Regions from separate parts of the Homo sapiens genome. Here region 2 is linked to region 1. A link is a loop called in an ENCODE intact Hi-C map of the cell type or tissue named here. Cell type or tissue: Panc1. All regions are shown on one strand. Links, peaks and the distances in the headings refer to the core of each region. The heading gives the core; the rest is flanking DNA.

The links. Hi-C counts contacts between places; a loop is a spot of excess contacts. Peaks named below come from ENCODE experiments on the same cell type or tissue, not always from the same donor. Only the 100,000 strongest peaks of a DNase experiment are listed, where the experiment ranks them.
Region 2: a loop joins it to region 1, with 5 times the contacts of the local background. A loop is called at or near these places in 47 of 110 quality-filtered maps.

The regions. Positions count from the first base shown.
Region 1 is chr15:72,598,648-72,601,564 of GRCh38, forward strand. It overlaps ARIH1 (ariadne RBR E3 ubiquitin protein ligase 1), which reads left to right. Exons shown (of 14, transcript NM_005744.5): 14 at 1-2,917. Among named protein-coding and RNA genes, the nearest start is that of MIR630, 13 kb to the left of the region's middle. In Panc1, for the core only: CTCF peaks have their summits at 1,411 (motif pointing right) and 1,631; a DNase peak (open chromatin) is centred at 1,404.
Region 2 is chr15:72,669,794-72,672,710 of GRCh38, forward strand. No RefSeq gene overlaps it. Among named protein-coding and RNA genes, the nearest start is that of HIGD2B, 15 kb to the right of the region's middle. RefSeq lists enhancers at 965-1,942, 1,321-1,370. In Panc1, for the core only: CTCF peaks have their summits at 1,151 and 1,430 (motif pointing right); a DNase peak (open chromatin) is centred at 1,198; H3K4me3 peaks cover 557 bases; H3K27ac peaks cover 318 bases.

The sequences.
Region 1 (2,917 bases), core at 120-2,619:
AGGTTGCAGTGAGCCGAGATTGTGCCACTGCACTCCAGCCTGGGTGACAGAGCAAGACTCCCTCTCAAAAAAAAAAAAAAAAATTTTTTTTTAAACACGTCTCACTGCCACCCAGGCTTGAGTGCCATGACATGATCATAGCTCACTGCTGGCTTGACCTTCTGGGCTCAAGTGATCCTCTTGCCTCAGCCTCTTGAGTAGCTGGGACCACAGTCATGTGCCACCATGCCTGGCTTTTTTTTTTTTGTAGAGTTTGGGTCTCGCTATGTTGCCTGTGATCCTCCCACCTTGGTTTTCCAAAGTGCTGGGATTAAAGGCATGAGCCACCATGCCTGGTTAGGAATGGGAGTTTAAACAATGGTTTTATTTACATATTTCATTAGCTAGTATTTTTTTCTTTTTTGAGACAGAGTCTGGCTCTGTTGCCCAGGCTGGAGTGCAGTGGCACGATCTAGGCTCATTGCAACCTCTGCCTCGTGATTCTCGTGACTCAGCCTCCTGAGTAGCTGGGATTACAGGCGCCCGCCACCACACCCAGCTAATTTTTGTATTTTTAGTAGAGACAGGGTTTCACCATGTTGGCCAGGTTGGTCTCCAACTCCTGACCTCAGTTGATCCACCCGCCTCAGCCTCCCAAAGTGCTGGGATTACAGGTGTGAGCCATCGCTCCTGGCCTCATTAACTGTTTTCAAAAGTAAAAGTACATGGATAATACAAAGTTAAATTTTGTAGAATCATAAAGAAAAGCAACACCTTCCCATCTTAACTCCCCTAGTGCCTCTACTCCCTCCACAGAGACAAATATCTTACCAGTTGGTTGTGTTTTCTTTTCCAAACTGTATTTCTAAAATGTGTCAATATCTCTTCCTTTTATTTTTTATTTTTTGTAGAGACAGGGGTCTCACTGTGCTGCCTAGGCTGGTCTCAAACTCCTGGCCTCCTACCTCGACTTCTCATAGTTCTGGCGTGAGCTACTGCACCTGGCCTCCCCCTTATTATTTTTTTAAACATGAATGGAAGCATACTATATTTTCTACACTTTATTTGTTTTATGTAACTATTTTAACAACCTGAGGACTTTTACAGGCTGCATAATATGTCTTAATATGGATGTATCTTAGTTTATTTAAACAGTTACTGGTGATGGACATTTCCATGTTTCCAGTATTTTTTCTCACAAACAATGCAGTATTATGCCTTTGTCCACATTCACCATTGATTGCTATTGAGTATATCTGTAGCATCAAGAATAGGCATACTGAAAATCCTCCATGAAGTCCAGTGAAGCTTCATATTATTTTGAAGTGATATTTCCCAGTGTTGGCTGGACTCTCAAGCGTTTGTGGTATAGGTTTTGGGAGGACTGGACACTTCCAAAGAGAAATAAGATGTTACAGACTTGTCCAGCAGGTGGCATCAGAACAAAGCTGGCTATGGACCTTGTCAGTACAAATGATAAAACATTAAAAATGTAAAAACTCAACTGTAGCTCCTTGTTTATACATATATTGGGGGTGTTGAAAAGTTACCGATGCCTGATTCCTCTTCTATGTCCTCAGCCCCCACCATAAAAATAGATAAATGCCATTTTTTTTGTATGCCCAGCACAGCTATATGATTTGAATAATCTTGATAAGCAGGGTCACATTTGAGGAGATTTGCTAAGGGAAATGAAGATCCATCTGTGACACAAGAAACATGTTCTATGTGATTTCTGGGATTTTCCTGTGAACATACTTCTTGTTTGTTTGTTTTACAGTGGATCTCACTCTGTCACCCAGGCTGGAGTTCAGTGGTGCAATCATAGCTCACTGCAACCTTGAGCTCCTGGGCTCAGGAGAGCCTCTCTCCTCAGTCTCCCAAGTAGCTAGGACTACAGACACATGCCATCATGCCAGGCTCATTTTAAAATTTTTTGTAGAGACGGGTCTCACTATGTTGCTCAGGCTGGTATTGAACTCCTGGGCTCAAGCAATCCTCCTGCCTCAGCATCTCAAAGTGTTGGGATTACAGGTGTGAACCATAGTATCCAACCTATTATGTTTTTTTAAAAAGAGATTGTTCTAATTATGTATATAATTAAAGTACATTAGGTTTAGTGATTGCAATTTGAGAAACCAATGTCCTTTCTTATTGAAAAAGGCCCTGGTACAGAAAGTGTTCTATCTTCCTCACAAGATCTGAGGTCAAAGGAGAGATTTTGAAACATTATAGCAATGGCTTCTAGTTATTGAATAAAGAATGTCATTTGCTCCTCACAGGACCCCTTTCAGGGAGATTTCACATATTGGGAAACAGCCTCATGAGCTTTCTACAAACATCTTTGTCCTTAAGTCTTCCCATTTCAGTAATTGGCTGTACCACTCATCCAGCAGCTTTCAAAGTAAGAAACCTGGCAATCTTCCTTTAACATCCATTTCCCTTTCCCTCATTCCCCCATATCCAATCATGTGTATTGGAGGTTTTTCCACCTCTAAACTTGAGAACCCATTTACTTTTTCTCCATCTCCTTTGCCATCACACTAGTCCAAGTGAAGTGTTTCATCATCTCATTTGCAGCATCCTTTAGTTTACCCTAGATTATCAATTTTTGTCCCCCTCCCAATTCAGTCTCTACTCATGAGCTAACATGAGTTTATTAAGTGTTCATTCTGACCATGCCATTCCTTGCTCAAAATTCTCTAGTGCCTTCCCAATGCCCTTAAAATAAAATTCCTCATATGGCCTTTGTGGATCTGCACTCCTACCTCTTCTCCTATTGCAACCAACCCTGTTACCTTTTTCTCTTTTCACACTGGTCTTCATTCTGTGCTGCAAACTGGCTGAGATTCTTCCATCCTCAGGGCCTTTGCACAAGTTCTTCCTTTGCCTTAGAATTCTTTCCTGGCCTGCACATGTCTTCATCCCCTTTCCCTAA
Region 2 (2,917 bases), core at 189-2,688, 71 kb after region 1:
GGATGAAAAAGTTATGGGATAAAAAATGTGGAAAAGTCGTGGCAAAAAAAGTTGTGAAAAAAGTATTTAAAGTTTTATGAAAAGTTTAAAAAAAGTATTATGAAAAAGAAGTTACGGGATTAAAAAATAAGTCATGGGATATAAATAAAAATAAATAAAAGCAGGCCTCTGTCAGCATAAGCCTGGAGAAGTGGGGCTGGAGTCTCTGCCGCCATCGTGTCCCTACCATCCCTTCCTACCCCTTTATCATTAGGGTAGCAAGACAAGACCCCTGTCTAATGGGGGGAGACAAACAGACCCTTTGCCACCTTGACCAGGGCTGAGTCCTTAAATTTCTGGATGATGATGATTGTTATTTAAGAGCCAGAGGCTGGTGGAGTCGGTTTGTTTGGAGGCGGCCTGATGGCCTCCCTACCCTCACCAAAGCAACTTTTCCCTCAGGGGGCTCCCATCTTCTTATTCAGAGAGGCAGCTGAGGCAGGGACAATGGGGCTAACTGTAGAGCAGGTGAGGGCACGGGCTGCTGGGAAGGCCCCAGTGTACATATAGTATCTGTGTAACATTTTGTATATTCCAGGGGGTAGGGCCACCCCCTGTATCGTACCTAGCAGAGGTTGGAGCTGGCATATGAGGAGGAGGTTCTAATCATTATTTGTGGCTGGGAAACTTATTTATTGATAGCATGGGGCAGAGGAAGGAGGCGGGGATGGGGTTGTGGCTCCCTGGTGATGCGACTCCTGTTTATTTTGCCTTTCATTTTGGAATAAATGGATTTAGCCATACTGCTCAGCCTGGTGTGTTCCTTTTTCCCTCACTGGGTCCTGGAGTTTGTGCCACTGAATGAGGAGCCCCAGAGTTGTCTGAGCATGTCCAGCTGGGCTGTTGGTGACCTTCCAGGCCTGTTACCTTTATGCTGCCTAGTGACACCTGGTGGATTTCATTGGGACTGCCATGGCGCCTATGGGGCACAGTCCAGCCCTGACAGCCAACAGGCTCAGAAGCCTGATCTAGCGGTGGCCGGGAAGACAGATACTAGCACCCAAGGGCACTGACTTCCATTCACCCCAGGAGTCTTCCATTCCGTCCCCCTCCCTCCTTCTCCTGTCTGCACTGGGTGGCCTGTTCTGTCTGTCCCTCCAGTGCACCTGGTGACCTGTTCTGTCTGTCCCTCCAGAGTGCCAGCTGCCCTGCAGGCTCCTCGAGGCTGAGTTCATGGCCCTGCCCCTAGTGGCCAGAGCCGGCTTCACAGGATAACAGCCAGCTAAGCTCCAGGGGCTTTCCAGGAAAAGTGTCCCTTGAAAAGGGTGTGGCTTTTTCACTGCTCCCAACAGCACCCTAGAAATGGCTTGGCCTTTTCCCTCCCCTGAGTTCCAAAAAGAACACAGCCAGCAGAGGACACATTCCCTGACATACGAGGGACTGGAAGACTGGTAGAGATGTCAGGTCACAGGCTGCCAGCACAGCACCCCCATGATTGGCCACGGGAGTGCTGGAGGAATGGTGGGGGTTGGCTGTCCACTGGCTGGGCATGACAGGGAGACTCACTGGAGGTGGTGCACTTTGGAGGGGCGATGTCAGGGATGTATTTGGGTCTCAGTAAAGAGATCTGTTCTTTTTAAATTTCTGCATCTAGTTGCCTATACGCGATGATGACACATAGCAACTTATTTTTTACTTTCTAAAGACAGGATATCATGCAAAGAGATCAAGCTGCCCTTCTATAAATATAACTCAATTGCCTTCCAGCCATAGGCTGCATGCTTCAAGTTGTTTTCAGAAATAAGAAATGGGTTGAGCTGAACCACTTATAGCCTTACATGGAGAGTTCCCACTGTGACCTGTAGCACATGTGAATTGACTTGCTTAATGTATGAAACCAATGGAAATGAGATGAAAAGTCCTATTCTCATGCAAGCCCGTTGGGTTATGCAGAGACACAGTAGCAGAGACACAGCCCTAACTACAGCCTGCCCTCCGGAAAACATGTGTCTGTTCATATGGAAATGACACAAGTCTAGTGCTTGTCTGAAAGTCATGCAGCAAAACAAAAAAAGTCTCTGCAAAACCGGGGAGAGTTTTTTACAATGACTTTAACTTTGAGGGTGCTCTTTAGCAGAGGCTTTTGATAAAGGAAGAATTCTATCAACCAGGATCACTGAGGAGGAATGAATTTATAACTACTCTTTTTAAGGCTAGAAGAGACCTTAATTAAATTCCTTCTATTTACAAAGGAGGGAACTGAAGTCCAGAAATGACAAAAGGTTTGGCAGCTTTAGAAATAAGGCAACATTGAGTTTCAGTATTCTAAACTTTTGGAAAGTGGTAAAAATGAAGGATATTGAACAAAAAATACTAGTTGTTTTTTTTCTATCTTGTTCAGTTAGTGTCAACATGCTGTAAGTTTTCATAATTTTTTTTTTTTTGAGATGGAGTTTGACTCTTGTTGCCCAGGCTGGAGTACAATGGTGCGATCTCAGCTCACTGCAACCTCCGCCTCCTGGGTTCAAGCGATTCTCATGCCTCAGCCTCCTGAGTAGCTAGGATTACAGGCATGCACCACCACGCCTGGCTAATTTTGTATTTTTTAAATAGATAGGGTTTCTTCATGTTGATCAGGCTGGTCTTGAACTCTCAACCTCAGGTGATCCACCTGCCTCAGCCTCCCAAAGTGCTGGGATTACAGGCGTGAGCCACTGTGCCCAGCCTATTTTTTTTTTTTTTTTTGAGACGGAGTCTTGCTCTGTTGCCCAGGCTGGAGTGCAGTGACGCAATCTTGGCTCACTGCAACCTCTGCCTCACAGGTTCAAGAAATTCTCCTGCCTCAGCCTCCCGAGTAGCTGGGACTACAGGCGTACACTGCCACGCCCGGCTAATTTTTTTTTGTATTTTAGTAGAGACGGGGTTTGACTGTGTGGCC